Regions from separate parts of the Mus musculus genome. Here region 2 is linked to region 1. Evidence: chromatin loops called from intact Hi-C (ENCODE). Cell type or tissue: left cerebral cortex. All regions are shown on one strand.

What was found. Hi-C counts contacts between places; a loop is a spot of excess contacts. Peaks named below come from ENCODE experiments on the same cell type or tissue, not always from the same donor. Only the 100,000 strongest peaks of a DNase experiment are listed, where the experiment ranks them.
Region 2: it touches region 1 in a loop (1.8-fold over the local background); 3 of 42 quality-filtered maps call a loop at or near these places.

The regions. Positions count from the first base shown.
Region 1 is chr9:42,893,920-42,901,919 of GRCm38, forward strand. The region is part of intron 1 of Grik4 (glutamate receptor, ionotropic, kainate 4); the gene reads right to left. Among named protein-coding and RNA genes, the nearest start is that of Grik4, 46 kb to the right of the region's middle. In left cerebral cortex, no CTCF peak of the experiment used is centred here; DNase peaks (open chromatin) are centred at 3,213, 3,600, 3,806 and 4,462; H3K4me3 peaks cover 1,388 bases; H3K27ac peaks cover 1,521 bases.
Region 2 is chr9:42,805,105-42,813,104 of GRCm38, forward strand. Grik4 (glutamate receptor, ionotropic, kainate 4) reads right to left here. Exons shown (of 21, transcript NM_175481.5): 3 at 3,389-3,520. The coding sequence starts at 3,470. Among named protein-coding and RNA genes, the nearest start is that of Grik4, 140 kb to the right of the region's middle. In left cerebral cortex, a CTCF peak has its summit at 3,498 (motif pointing left); DNase peaks (open chromatin) are centred at 1,675, 3,218 and 3,455.

The DNA of each region.
Region 1 (8,000 bases):
AACCAGAACAGTTTGGAGAACGAGAAAAGGAAACCTTTTACCCTTGGGTAAAGTATTAAATGTATTACAGCCTTAGTTTTCTCACCTATAAAAAGAGGCGATCACATCTGTTCCAGTCCCAAAGGGCTCTCAGCACAAACCAGACAGCCCCTCAAGCAAGAACTCGTATTATTGCTGTTTCTATTATTATCAGTCATGAGTGTGTGTGTGTGTGTGTATGTACATGTACTTGCCCATGTATGTGAATATGGAGGCCAGAGAGGACATCTGGGGTCTCCCTCAATCACTCTCTATCTATATTTTGAGGCAGTCTCTCTCACATAACCTGCAATTTGACCTCTGGGCTAGACTGGATGACTTGCAAGCTCCCAGGAGCTTCCTATGTCCACACTCCATCCCTCAGTGCTGAAGCTCCAGGCATTTGCCACCACACCCCTCTTTTCATTTGGATGCTGGAGATCTGAACTCAGGCCCCAGGCTTTCCAGCAGACACTGTTACCCACTGCGCTGTCTCCCCAACTGCAGCCATGATCGTTTTTTTGGAAGGCAGCAGGCTATGGAGTCTCCTGCCTAGCTGGAGACCCACGTACTGAAATAAAAAGCTGGCATCTTGGTCACCCTTGTGTCCCCTGTGAGCCACTGGGTTCCAGCAGCATGGTCTATTATCCAACCTGCAGCCATGCCAACTACCCCACCCGCAGCAGCAGACGCCCGGGGCACAGGCCTCACTCGGTGCCTCAGGCAAATGGCTCTGAGCACCTGTGCCACTTCCCTTCATAAAACCAAATCGCTCACTAACGTTCCTCAGCTCCTTTCATCCGAATGGCAACAGCCGTTGTTCTTATTGGATTGTAGATGAATCACTTGAAATATATTTTGGGGCACATTATAGAGGCAATAACATAAAAGTAACCTGGAAAATGGTTCTGTTTTGTTTTCTACTTTGCAAACCCAAACTGGAGCCTGGGGTTGTGTTCCAGATTTTTGTCGTCTTTTTTAAACAGAGGTCTTTTTTGCTTACTTCCTCTTCATGCTGGGAGAGGAGACAGGTAAATCTCTCCTGGCTTGGGAGGGAAACCCTTCAGGGAATCCAGCCTGGTATCAAGGAGGAAGGGCTGGGTGAGAGCAGGCAGACCCACACCCTAGACTTGACATCTGGAAAATGTGGCTGAAAAAAGACATTCACCTCAGGCTCCACTGAGGACAAAAGTGAAGATGAAGAACTGAGGCAGGATAATAGGAAGAACTGGCTCATCTCGAGACAGAGGAAGATACAAGAGTGTACAAGTCTTGGCTGGAAATCTTCAAGGGCCAGACACCTACCTTTGAAAGCTCAACAATATGCCAGATACACACTCAAGACACAGAGTTATACTCCCTGATACTCCAGATACCCACACGCAATTCAGAGCCACGATCAAGCATCTTGGTAGAGCATATGGGCTCCCTGCTGTGGCCAGAGCCTTCTTCTCTGCCCTGGAGGCCACCATTTCCCCCATTTTCTTCCCCAGTTCAGAAAGTGCTGACCTCCTTCTGGCTGCCTCCCCTTCAGTCCTGGCACTCAGAACCTTCAGCCCGTCTGTTCTAAACCCTTGGCTCTGCTGACTCTGAGAGAACTCCCTGTCCTCCACAGCTCCAGCCCTGGAGCTTTCTGCACCATGCTTCTGGAGCCCTTCAAAACCTTCAAGGTAAGAACAGAGAGAGAGCCCTAGGAATATCCCTCTCTGTTGACGTCAACAATTAGAAATTCAGCTGGATGGCGGTGGCAGTGGCGGTGGCGGTGGCGGTGCGTGTCTTTAACCCCAGCACTCTGAAGGCAGAGGCAGGCCGATCTCTATGAGTTCAAAGCCAGCCTGGGTCAACATAATGAGTTCTAGGACAGCCAAGGCTACAAAGAGAAATCCTGTCTCGAAAAACCAAAACCAAACAAAAAGAACTAGAAATTCTAGTTCAGATTTAACTGTCCTCCCTCTGATTCAGGAAGCAAAGCCTGCCGTCTAAAGTGGCTTGCAGGCTATGGGGATAACTAAGGGCCGTGTGTTAAGCGTCACCCTCCTCCTGCTCTGCAGAGTCCAGACAGCACACACTGACGCAGCTTAGGCATACAGTGAGCTCGAACCCTTCCTGAGCCCCCAACCCTAATCTAATGCCATTGCAGACTTCTGTGAGGGGCCAGGCTTGCGTGGGTAGGAAGGGATTTGAGGTCGAATCCCCTTGCTCTGCCTGGCTGAGACTCAGAAAGAGAGGTCATACGGCAACCAGAGCTGCCATTCTACTGGTACCATCCAGCTTAGGGTCTCTCAGTGGCCCAGAACTCATCAAGTAGCCAAGGTGAGCTGTATACTCCGGCATCTGCATATCTCTTCCTCACTAGAAGGGTACCCATCACACCTGTCTTTTTTTTTTTTTTTTTAATACGAGTTCTGGGAGATCAAACTTGGGTCCTCGTGTTTGCAAAGCAAGCATTTTACCAACTGAGCCATCCACCCAGCCCAAGAAAGGCTTACCTATATCAGGAGATCTCTTGAAATCCCTGGTGCTTACGAACTGGAATTGCTCACTAAACGGCCTCTCAAATGAAGGGGGTTTGAGCTTTTCTTTTGTGAAGTAAAATCTGAGCCCTGGGGTAATAAGGAAATAGCTCCAAATGCAGGCTGCCATAGACCAGACCTTGATGGAAAACTTAACCTCTGTGGCCTGGCTCTGATCTTTATCACCAAAATGACACTTCCTTGTAACAACACGGGGCTAAGTAAACACAAGCCGTTTATTTCCCTACCCAGCTTAAACAAGGAGGCAAGACCAACCTCTGTGTCTCAACTTTCTCCTCTACTTCCTGTCTTGCTTTTTTTTTTTTTAATCCCTTTAGGAAAAGATGGCTGTGTCCATTCCCTACCAACTAATGTGCTATTAGTTAAGTTTTCTCCTGTGGCCAGATATTACATCGGAATTGTAAGTGGAAAGAGCGAGCCGTTGAACGTGTCAGGGTGGCGGGTGTAATTAATGAGATGAGCGGTAAGCCAGCCCCTGCATTTCTGCTGGGTCTCATTAACCGCTGCACACTGCCCTGGCTGGGAGGCCTCGCCCACCCATCCCTCCCCACTGGCTAATCTCTATAGTACCTTTTACTCCCCTGGATCTGTTCGATGTTTTATATTCCGTTTGCCAACGCAGGGATGATTCAGAACAAGACTGGGTTATTACAAATTCAGGAGGCACTACACACACGGCTGTCATGTTTTAGTTACCCTTTCTCTTGGTTTAATAAAATTTGCCACACTAATACAAAGCCATCTTTTATCGTTTTCCCCGCCGTTGTAACAACTTGTCCGGCTTCCCTCCTGCTAATTAAAGAAGGAGACCATGCAACTGCTCATTGGAAAGTGGGTTTCCGGGGGAACCTGTCAATATCTTCTCAGTCACTTAGCTCTGGGTCTTATGGTCCTTTAGCCACTCGCTCCTCCATGATTGGAGCCCTAATGAGGGCGGCAGCTGGTAGCGACATGACAGACATGCCCCGCGTGGCGCGCTGGTGGGAGGGCAGACGCAGCAGTCCCCAGGGGCAGGATGACGCGGGCTCCGCAGCCCGTCCTCCCACGCCGCCCCAGCTGGCCCTGACTTGCTTGCGACAGACTCACCGGCAAAGGGTCCCCCAACGCAAGAGCGAGCGGCGGGAGCTGGGAGGTGGGCGGTGAGAAGCGACCCCCGCCCCCGGGCCGAAGGATAACCGGAAAGGGGAGGAGGCAGTGGGTACCAAGGAAGCAGGGAGGGGAGGACAGAGAAGCAGTGCACAGAGCCGCCCTTGTGCGAAGTCCTGAGTCGGGTCCAATCAGCCCGCTCCCGGAAGGCCCACGCGCCACTCTCCAGCCCACTCGGGGACCTCGAGGAGCCCCAGTCCGCGGGGGCGGCGCGTCTGCGCCGGGTACATCTGCCCCCGCTAATTGCCTCACTACGGCCCGGACTGCCGCCCTTTAGAGGGACCGCGGCAGGCTCATTAGCATTCCCGGCAGCCGCTGCCTTGGCTATCCAGGTTGGTCCACCAACTGGGACTGCCCGGACCAAGGAAAGCCCCTACACTGGGTGTTGACATTCCTCAGGGCGAGGCAAGAGTTTCTTCATCAGTGGCACCTGTCTCCTCTAAACGCCCAACTGTGCGCTTGGAGCCTCATTCCTGGAAGGACCTTGGGCCACCTGGTCAAGCAGGGACAATGTCAAGGTCAAGCCGGAGGAGTGGGGGTTCTGGGGAGGGGAGTGGGTGACGAGTGATCCTCAGATAAGCACGCCATAGTCCTAGCTCCCTCCCAGAGCAGCGCAGCCACAGGGATTCCTGGGCCGAATCCCCTTATACGCACACTAATAAGTTTACAAATGGAAGCCGCTGGCGCCTCTTGGAATAAAAGGCAGAAGCTCTGCTCCGGCCCTTCAATGGGAGCATTTTCCCCCTTAACAAGGGACTGGATTCAGATGCCTGGTGCTGTCTGGGCAGGGTGAGTTGCCAGAGTAACCAAGGCCTACCGCACACCAAACGCAGGGAGGGGCTGGCTGCAGGCTCCAGGACTTGCCTAGGTGCTAGCACACCCTGATCCTGCACTGCCCTCTTTTTGACCCATTCCTCTTAGGTATTTCCTCTCCCAACCCAGTCTTCCTAAACCACAGGCTGTCCCAGAATCCCGACCCAACCTCAAACTTTTGATAGGCTTGTACGTAATGCAAGACACGCCCCCAGAGCACCTATTGTAGATCCTGTATCCAGCCCTTCCAGACCAGCTTGGAAGCAGAGTGCATCTTAGCTGTGCTCAGAGCAGCCTGGTGGCATAAGTGACCCCAAAGAGGAAAAAGCAAAGCCTAGGATTCAGTTCTTTGCTTGAATAAGAGGCGAGTCTTTCTTATGGAAGGGCAGTGAGAAACTGAGATCCAGGGAACGAAACTTTTGTGAGAGAATAGGGAACAAAGCCAGCTCACCCTCCCCCACCCCATACACAAATAAACAAATAAATCATTATTTTTAAATCTTCAAGTTTACATTTCATCTCCGCTACCCCCCCAAAAAAAGGTAAAGTTACACTTCACCTTAACTTCCTCTCAGGAACAGCAAAACACAGCGATCTCGTAACTCCTTTTCTAGCTCACTGTTGGGCATCAACGTACATCCAGATCCCGGAAGTTGTTTTTTAGCTTTTTAGCATCCAGAGAATCTAGGCTATAGAGAAACCTGAAAATGTGCACCTGCACACACACATGCACACATGCACACGCACGCACACACACACGTACAGACACACATATGAATGCACAAATGCAGGTATTTACCCTCCCCTCCCCCATCCCCACACACACCTCAGAATGTCTTGAAGCTAGCCTGCAGTTAGGCTAAAGACTTCCCAGTGGCTGCCTTCTAATGGGCCTGTCTGTTAGCCTAGGAAAGCCACCAGGTCCTGACCACACGGGCACTGATTATGTCTAGAACAGACATGATTTTCTCACAAAAGGAGCCCCTTTTCCAGGTTGTCCCTGTGGGAGGACACAGTGGAGAGGCATACTTCACCAATCCAGCCCCTGGGAGCCAGGCCAGCCATGTGCCTGCCTGACATCTCAAGCACAGCCCAGAGGCCACAGTACACGCATACTGAGTGCCCACTGTCACCAAGCAGCCGGACCATGCATAGCTGAGGCCTGGCTACCCACTCTGCCCCACCTCGGGCCATGGGTCTTCCCTTCTCCCCACGCGATAAGGACCACATGTATATAAGGACCACATATATGTAAGGAGCACATGTATGTAAGGACTACACATATGTAAGGCACACATGCATGTAAGGAGCACATGTATGTAAGGACTACACATATGTAAGGCACACATGTATGTAAGGACCACATGTATGTAAGGACCACATGTATGTAAGGACCACATTATGTAAGGACCACATGTATGTAAGGACCACATTATGTAAGGACCACATGTATATAAGGAGCATATGTATGTAAGGACCACATGTTTGTAAGGACCACACTTATGTAAGGACCACGTGTATGTAAGGACCACATGTATGTAAGGAGCAAATGTATGTAAGGACCACACTTATGTAAGGAGCACATGTGTGTAAGGAGCACACATGTGTAAGGAACACATGTGTGTAAGGAGCACACATATGTAAGGAGCACATGTATGTAAGGTGCACACATATGTAAGGAGCACATGTGAGCACACAGAGCCCTGGCTGCAGATGAAAGGAGCTAGAGGTTCAAGGGCCAGGCTCCCTTTTCTCACAGGAGTGCACTCTTTAAGGAAGAAATAAATATGCTCCTGCCACATCTGACTTCCCCATGAGACCAACATGAGGACAGTTAGGACCTAGGTACTTCCCACCCTACCTGGGGAGCACAGGCAGGGGCTGCCAGGCTGGCTCACACCCTCTCAGATGTTTTGCAGCTTTAATCCCTCTAAGCAGATGAGATTTATGGCCCACTCGACAGAAATATTTAATTTTCCAAATGTCTATTATTCAAAGGCTGTGGAAGTCTCCAGCTCCAACATCTCCACATTAATATCCACCTCAATATCCACTGCAGGCTCAGACCCAGTAAACAGCTTCCCAGTAGCATGGAACTGAAAGGAAGAGAAGGTAGCTTTGGCAGAGGAAGGACCCGTAGAAAATCCTCACAGAGTTCAGGCTGTCCCCACCACCCTTGTCAAGTCAAACTAGTATACATCAGCATCAGCATCACCACCACCACCATCATCACCACCACCACCATTAACATCACCGTCTTCATCATCACCATCATCATCACCGTCATCATTGTCATCATCATCTTCATCCTTTAGGCTGTCCCTACCACTCTTCTCAAACCAAACTGGTTTGCAGCATCAGCAGCACCAACGGCTTGCTGTGTGTGATGACTGACTAATCTCACTCACAACAACTGGACTGACTACGAACCACCTTGGAATTACAGGTCTGGGTGTGTCTTTGAGGGTGTTTCCAAAAAGCTTTAACTGAGAAGATAAGACCCTCCCTGAACACAGCTGGCCCTCTCCTGTGGATGGAGGCTCTGGCCTATTGAAGGGCGTGAGCTGAACACCAGTGTCCCCCTTCCTTCTTCCTGATGGAGGACATGGTATCCAGTCACCTCGTGTCATTGCCACCACAATGAACCCAGTCCCTTCTAAGGCCACCAGCCAAAACAGATCCTTTCCTCTTTAAGCTGTTGTCCAGTGCTTTGCCACAGCATGAGAAAAGTGCCCAGTATGCACTGCGCTAAGAAATCTGTGTGTGTGTGTGTGTGTGTGTGTGTGTGTGTGTGTGTGTGTGTGCATGCTGTGTGCACAGGTCCGCCTGTGTGTGGTACCATTGCTCAGGTGGCCACCACCTTGTTTTTTTTGAAACAAGGTTTCTCAGTAGCAGGAAACTAGTGAAGCTGACTAGGCTAGCCGGCCAGCAAAACCCCAGGGGCCACATTCGGATCGGACTCATTGAGCCATCTCTCTGTAGTAAGACATTTTAATAGGCATGTAAAATAACCAGTATGGCTATGCCATTGTGTAGGTGGATGAGGGCACTAAGGCACAGAGAAAACTAAGCTCACCCCATGGCTGGAACTGACACAAGTCCCCCAACATGGCTGACTAACCCTTCAGCGATCCAGGAGTCTCACCTGTACTGTGCTAGCGCTTTCTACCACTAACTCCTGTGCCAACCGGTGTTTACTTCCACGTCTCATTGTTAAGCAGATTCACCGATACGTTCTCATGTGAAGTGTCTCTGCCGCACACGTAGCCTGGCTGTGGGCCTCTCATAACAAATGTGAGATCTCTTGCCTACCAATTTCTTAAAGCCTGTTTGGAAGTCGAGGTTTATATGCAAAGGAGGCAGAGAAGCTACACCAGCTCCACACCGAAGGGCTCAGCTGTCTCCTACACAAGCAGGAAACAAAGAGTTCTGAGCGAACAGAGCGAGGACCGTCTTGGGCCTCTGTCTCTGTCAGTCTCTCTTGTACTG
Region 2 (8,000 bases), 89 kb before region 1:
GAGGAGGAGGCAGCAGGGAGGAGGGGGATCATCCCCAGCAGGAGGATAGGATGAAACACGTTCCCACAGAGTAAGAGCATAGATAGAGAGAGCATGGATAAGCCTCCCTCACCCTTGGTCAGTAGTGGGTAGCCCAATGTGTATACAGTGCAGTGCAGAAGGACCGGCCAAGGCAAGCAAGCAGTCATCCATCAGTTAACAAGAACTGAGTAAGTACCCAACACAGCAGGGAAAAGGACATTGACTAACAGAAGATATCAGGGGAAACGAAGAGAAAATGTCACATGGTACTGAAGCTGACTCTGCTGCCTAATAGCTAAAAGGCCCCCAAAAGATGAGTCAAAGCTACTAGGCTCTCAGGCTAACCACATATAACAATGTGACCTTGGCTACATCCCTTCATCTGCAAAACTGAGCAGGCTGGATAATGGGTCTTCATCATCTGTTATAACAAGACCCAGCAGCCACGATCTCTTTAAGTCGGGGAGATCTGCAGGGATGGGGGAAGTTTGGCAGGCATTTATTTACTTGTGGCTCCCCAGTCATCGCTCAGAGGACCCAGAGGGAAAGAAGTAAAATCAAAAACATTTTCAGGAGATAGATGACTGAAGGGGTCTGACACACATGTGAGAGTTTGGGAAATTTATGCGGATAGCCTTACAGCCATAAATAAAATCCCTTTCTCTGACCCAAAATTTCATTCGGGGGGTAAACAGCAGACACCGTAATAGACAATTTGGCTGCATCTCCCGCCCCGTGCCCCGCTTGAATGAAAAACAGCCATCACAAGGCAGGGCAATGGGCTTGTCTGCCTCTTCCAAACATCCATATTGTCACCGGCGACAAGTCGGGCTGAGGATGGAGCAGACTGGACAATTTATCTCCAAGATTCCCTGTCTCTATGTACAGTCCTGCTTTGACAGCCATCTATTCTGAAGATGTAGAGGAGGGCTCTGGGGAAAGACCCAGAGAAGTTCATATGCGGTTGTAGTGACCCTTGAGAAGGTGAATGAAACAGTGGTCCCTCCCATTCCTGTGAATCTGTCAAAGACCTGGGAACCTCAGTCAAAGACCTGGGAAACCTTGGTCAAAGACCTGAGAACCTCAGCACTGCCCCAGCCCATCCTTGTGCCAGGCTGCCTGGCATGAAGCAGAGCTACTCAGAGTTTCCTGACCTACTTCTCTTCCCAGTCCTGTCCTACCTTACTGTTCCAGTGGGGTCACTGTAATTAGCACCTCAGCACCTGAGACCACCAGGGACCTTTACAAGACTTCTAACTCCAGGATAACCAAGGAGACAAAACAAGTCCTGGCATCTTCTTTCTCCTCCTCCTCCTCCTCCTCCTCCTCCTCCTCCGTCCCTCCCTCCCCACCTCTCTCTCAAACCCAGTTTGACCTTGATGGACAGGGGAATCTGTGGTTAGAAATCAGGTTAAAGGGGACTGACATAAATCAAAACTGGAGATTCTACAGAATCAGACAAGCACTGTCTGTTTAGTGTGGTTAGGGGGAGCTTACGGGGACCCCTCAAAGCCCTCTTGCTAACCTAGCAACCAAGACAGATCTGTGGACTCCAGCGTGTGCTTCCTTCCCCAGAGAACCAGTGCTCAGAGAGGAAAGGCAGGGGTGGCTGTGATTCTGGCTCGATTCCATTCTACTTCCCATTAGTGACAAACGGAAATTGATGGGTTGCCGTTTTATCTGCTCATTTGGTGGTGGTAGTGGTGGGGACCTCGAAGTAAATGCTAGATAACTGTGGGCATCTTATAAATTAAGCATCTTAAGGATATGAACCGCTTTGCATCATCACCAAGCAGAATTAAATTAGATTTTGTAGTTTCTATAGAAATGAATGAGGAAGAGAGGGAGAGAAAATCTTGTTTTTTAATGCCTTAAAAAAAAAGCAGGCAGAAGAAGGAGTTGAGTGCAGAGTGAGGGGAAAATTAAATCACCTCTCCACATTTCAGACGTCCATCAGTAGCCATCATTTCCCATGGAGAAATATGGCCATGAGGTAATGGGAAGGAGCTGCTTGAGAGCCACTGTGCCAGCCTCTGACAGGTGATGCCTCACCTGGATGTGGTCTGAGCTATCAGCCTGCCATTGCCCATGCCTGGGCCTCCTGACCATCACCAGAGTGCCAGTTGTACTCTGGTGCCCTTAAAGCCAGTCCTGGTTGCAATCCAACCGTTTTATTCTACATCTGCCTCCAGCCTTTCAGTTTCACGTTGAAGATCCGGGTCCTGCTGGGCATGGTGGCAAGACCCCTTTAATCCTGGCATTTAGGAGGCAGAATCAGGCAGATCTATATCACTTCAAGGCCAGCCGAGTCTACGTAGTGAGTTCCAGACCAAACAGGTTTATACAGTGAAGCTTTATCTCAAAAGAAAAAAAAAAAAAAAGTCATGACCACAGCGACTCTACTCCACCCACCTTCAGTCAGGGAAGAAGGACTCACAGTTATCTGCATATAACCGCCCACAAGAACAATCATCTAACCTAACACTGGAGGTCCTGGTCTCAGGAGACTTCTGTTCAGCCCACAAGAATTTGGATATCTGATGCCACACTTAACCCATGTCCCACATACACATCTACATATGTCTGACCTCTACCACCCTCCCACCTGTCCTGACTCCAAGGATTCCTTGTGCTAGAGTAGATGGTGTCCTCATCTCTACCACCAGGTCCCAAGATCTAGAGTCTTGGTTTCCAGTGGTCTGAGCTTTACTCATGGCAGGGAGGAGGCACATGGTTTGCCTCCATCCTGACTGCCAGGAGTAGAGGTGCCAGGGGTGTAGGTGGTAACCCTGCTTGTTCTCAGCAATGAGGACAAAGAAGAGGCTGAGGTGCCTTGTCTTCCATTTCAGAGCTACACCATGGCTAGCAGATAGCAACTCAAGACCCTTGCCAGCAGGCTGGACTAGAATCACCAAGCAGACTCCTGACTTCATCCAAATTGCCAAATACAACCTTAACACCAAGTTCTAGATTCTTCTTTAACTAATCAGAAGAAAGAGGTAACCAACTGCTTATCTCCAGTCCTGGATTTGGAATCCCTACAGCCTTTTTCATGTTCCGCCATTACTAACAGCTTCACATTCAGGACTGAACCTGTCATGAATCCTACCGGGGAGTGAGCATCATTTTATTCTAGACACTAGTGGAGTCTGGCAGGAAGGACAGATGGGAGCTGTCAGCACAGGCCCCCTCATCACCTCCACATTCACATCTGTATCTGCCTCTGCCTCCACCACCTCCATGTCTGTCACAGCCATACTCAGGGAGGTCAGGGAAGCATCCCACAGAGCCTATGAAGTATAGACATCTCCTCTGTGTACACTTAGGGTAGCGACGAGACTATCATCCAGAGCCAGCCCGTACTTACCAATCCTCAGGGAGTGTGGGCTACAGGCCACCATCAAGAGCCAAGCAGGAAGCAGCACCAGAGGAGCGGAGACACGGGGCATCTTCTATAACTCCTCATGGAGCCCTCTGCTGGTCTGGGCATGACATAACGCTGTGAGGGGACAGAGAGAGCAAGCATGTGAGTCCTAACAAGGCTAGGTAGTCACCAGGTCCAACCCAGAGACAGAGGCTCCAGAGAGCATGCAAGAATCTACGTAGGGAGAGGCGACAATCCCCCCAGGAGAAGTTCTGGCAGCACTCAGGAGAGAACTGTGCGGGCAAAGCCCTGGAAAGCCCCTGATGTACATAGGGCAGGCTGCTCTAACAGGCTACAGGATACATCACACCCCACTTTCCTTTATAAATCTCTAGTTAAGAATCGAGAACTTCAGTTTGTCCTAAGGAGTAGAAGCCATAGCTAAGCAGAAGAGAAGGCATGAAACGAGGTATTCCCTTAGCACATGGGATGGGTCCAAGTATCGCTCCCTCAACTGCCACCTGTGTGGTTTTACAAAGCTTCTCTTTATATTAACACAGCTTCCTTATTTGTGTAAATCCTACTAATTCCCTCTTGATAAGATGATCTGAGGAACACACAGGGGAAGCTACCTTATAGAGGCTTGTCCTAAATGAGAGGCTACATGCATGTCACTTCCTCCGTGGCTGGGTTGGGAGACGTTTTCTCCCAGAAAATAGAGCTCACAAAGGGATACATCTATATGGTTTGTGCACCTGCTTCAGCTGCCAGAGGCACTAACTAAGCCCTTCCTTATCCTTCCTCCACCTCCTTACCTTCTTGATATCAAAATTGAAGCTGTCAATGGCTGACCCTCCCCAAAGCAGCAGAGCCACTCACCTTCCCTTAATGTCTTGATTACTCTAAGACTCGGCATCTGTAGCAAACCAGTTCTACCTCATCACTAGGATGAAAATGGGGGCCCCAAGCACCTGCATATTTGATTCTGGATGCTCCAGGATAGGAGAAAAGTATTCAAATGTTTCCCCTCCCCACCTGATAATCAACAGAAAACCAGTCAAAAGCCTTGAACAGATTCTTCACTAACTAATATAACGAATGGGCTGTGCACATTTGAAAAGATGCTCAGATCCACTAGCATCAAGGAAGCACAGTTTTAAGTCACATTCTTTACCAAGTATTAGCTGGGACATGGAGCAACTAGGTCTCCCACACAGCATGAGGGGATATAAGTTATGTACGTATATTGGAGAACTGGTCTACCTGAGCTTTTCACACATCCTCATGAACCAGCAAGTCCACTCCTCAATACTTCTCCAATAAAAGTGCATGTATGCTTACTAAAGGCATGCCCTAGAATGTTCACAGCAGCAGTCTTTGTATTTGCCCAGACTGGAAGCTACCCAAGTGTCCAGCAGCAAAATGGAGAAATATACTGTATAATCATACAACTTGGTGTGATAAAGGCATGGACATGAATAGCTAATTGCTACATGTAACAGCACAAATACTGTCATGAACATAACACTGAGAAAAATTTACCAGACACAAAACTGCATACAATATGGTTGTAATGTGTAAAAAGTGCTGTGCAATCAAAAGTTCAGTCAGTGACAAAATGTTGTCCCCAAAATGATGGGATAGAAGAAAGCAGCACCTTTAAGCTTCTCTGTGGTTTGAAATTGACACAGTCAGAAAACAGCTTCTCCTTGAAGTGAGTAGCTGAGGAATTTGTTAGAGTGCAGTGCCGGACAGACAGAGATGTGGAGAGGCTCAGAACCTCTGGTTATCAAACCAGAGGGCAAGAAAAAGCACAACACTGACTGGATGGAGAGATAGCTCAGCCAATAAAGTGCTTGCTGTGTAAACATGAGGACCTGAGCTTGGTAGCCAGAAACCACACAAGAAAGACAGGAGCATGTTTGCAATCCTAGTACAGGGAAAGCAAAGACAGGCGGATCCCCGAGGCTCACTGGGCAGCCTGTCTAACCTACTCAGCAAGGTCCAAGACAGTAATAGACTCTGCCTCAATATGCAGGGTAGACACCCAAAAGAATTAAATCTAAGCTTGTCCCCTGCCTCCACTCCTATTTGCACACGTGCACATGCACATTCATGAACATGCACACATAAAAGGAGAGGGGGGAGGGGAAGGGGGAGGGAGAAGAAGAGGGAGAGGGAGGAGAGAGAGAGAGAGAGAGAGAGAGAGAGAGAGAGAGAGAGAGAGAGAGAGAGAGAGAGAGAAGATAGCCCACAGAGCCTTGCAACAGAGGGAAAAAAAGGAGATATACGATGAAGACATAGGGAAGGCAGAAAGGCAGTCTGTATTTAGCTGTTCTGGGAGCTGCCAGGTGTGCTGGCTCTTCGAAATGCTCTGCCTGTCTCAACACAGAAGGCTCATGCAGGAAACAGGGAACCGTGTTGAGAAGGTTGCAACCAACCAAACTTCTGCCTGGAAGAAACCAAGTTTCCACATTTTCCTTTTCCCTAGAACTCACAGCAGTTATTACAATACCTCCCAGCCAATCTCTGCCTTGCAATTCTGAGTGGCCCCAGTAGAATACTACTGAAGCAAGTGCATTAAAAAAATATATATATAAACAGTAGGATTTGGGTCAGAGACACAAAAAGAAATGAAGTCTCTATTCCCTTAAGACTGGCAACTCCCAGCAGGCAGTCAGAGAGGGTCAGAAGATGAGGAAGTGTACAAATTTTCATATAGACGCTGGGCCTTGCAAAAACACAGACTTTGGAAAGTGGGAGCTTTGCTGTACTCCTCCATCCAATACAGTCCATTGCCCTGACCTCCTTGGGCAGCCTCGGGGGGATGCCTGGGACCCAGACCCCAGTGGAACTCAGCATTAATCTGGCCTTGGAAACACTTTGAACTCAGCTATCCAGGGTAAACTCAGGCTGAAAGAAATTTGCTTTTTCATATTACTTTGTACCAATAAGCAGGGAAACAAAACTATTCCAACCACCTTGCTCACAAATCACTCTCATAATCAACAAGAAAGGAAACATCAGGGAAAGTAAAGGAGACGAACCTCAGCCTCTGATCTCTGCAGGGACCATGGAGCTGTAAAAGACCCAGGAAGAGGAACAAACTGGCTGGGACAGTGAGGTCCCACCCACCTGTGCCCACATCAACACCCCAGGGAAGACTTATCTGTTTCAATATTATCATTGAGGCTCTCATGTTCTTAATGACTTTTTTATATACAAACTCCCCTCTTCCTTTTCTTTTTTTGTCTCTAAATCTTCAGTTATGTGGAGAAGGGATTGATTGCTCCTTCTCTGCCTCTCCTAACTGACAGTCATTCATTCTCACATTCTCTCTCAGTGTGACCATCACATTCTATATTTTGTTCATTTTTCTCCTTTCATGTTTCAGATGCTCTGACTTTTTTCTTTCCGTTTTCCTTTATTTCTTCTCCTAATTACAATGCCCCATCATGCTATAAAATTTTACTGTTTATATTATTTCCATCATCACCGTTCCTGTTGCTGCTGCCAAGGTTGAGAGCTGTGGGTCTTGAGTTTTTCATACTTTTCCTACCTGTTGCTATTTCCCTTTCACTCTTCTCTGGGCTGGTGGTTAATAAACCGTAAATACTCTACTGCTGAGCTACACACATATCCCAGCTAAGGAGTCAAGGCACCTTATTCTAAACCAAAACCCAACCCTTGTCTAATTTCAGTGAATACTTCAATGCAACATAAAAGGTTATATAAAGATGTCCATCTGAAGACCAGGATTCAAGTAGGCACAGATGCTATGCATTAAAATAGCAGAAATAAACAACAAAACATGAATAATATATCTATGAAAAACTACAGTGTATTTCATTCCCATATATATCCCTTTAGACGTATACCAAGATTTTGATGGCAAGACCAGAGGATTAATGACTGAAGACATACCTCATATACTTCTTCTGTCTCTAATATATCTGTCTAACACAATAGAAGTACCCTGCTCTTGTGAGACTTACAGAGAAGGTTCAACCTACATATATGTGTCCTGACAGCATATGTATTGTGGCAAAACAGACTAACCTCCAACCCAAAAAGTAACAAGGAAACTATAATATAAAATTCAGTTGAGAAATGTTCAACATTTTGCGATAATCTGCTACCAAAGGATACATCAACAAGAGATCATTTTCCTTAAAAAAGACTCTCACAAAAAGTATAAGAGCTATCTACCCCAGCATATTCTCAAGTCTCAACATAAAAATAAAAGATACATGAAAATAAAACACCAAAACTCCCCCTAAAGCTCATAATTTTATAGCAACTGACTCCAAAGATAATGAATAAGATGAAATAGTAGAATGGAGAATTTTACAAAATGACTTTTTAAATACCAATGAGTTCCAAGAAAATACATAAAAAATAATTGGACTAATTAAAGAAGGCAATAAACAATATGAATCAGAAGTTCAAAAGACAAAGACTTTTCAAAAGAATTAAAAAGAAATCATGGATATGAAAATCCCATTAAGCTAAATTTAAAAATTCAGTTGAAAGCCTGACCAAAAGACAAAGCCAATTAAAAATGAGATTTTCAGGAGTTGGAGACAAGACAGACAAGTGAGAATACTCAGAAAAT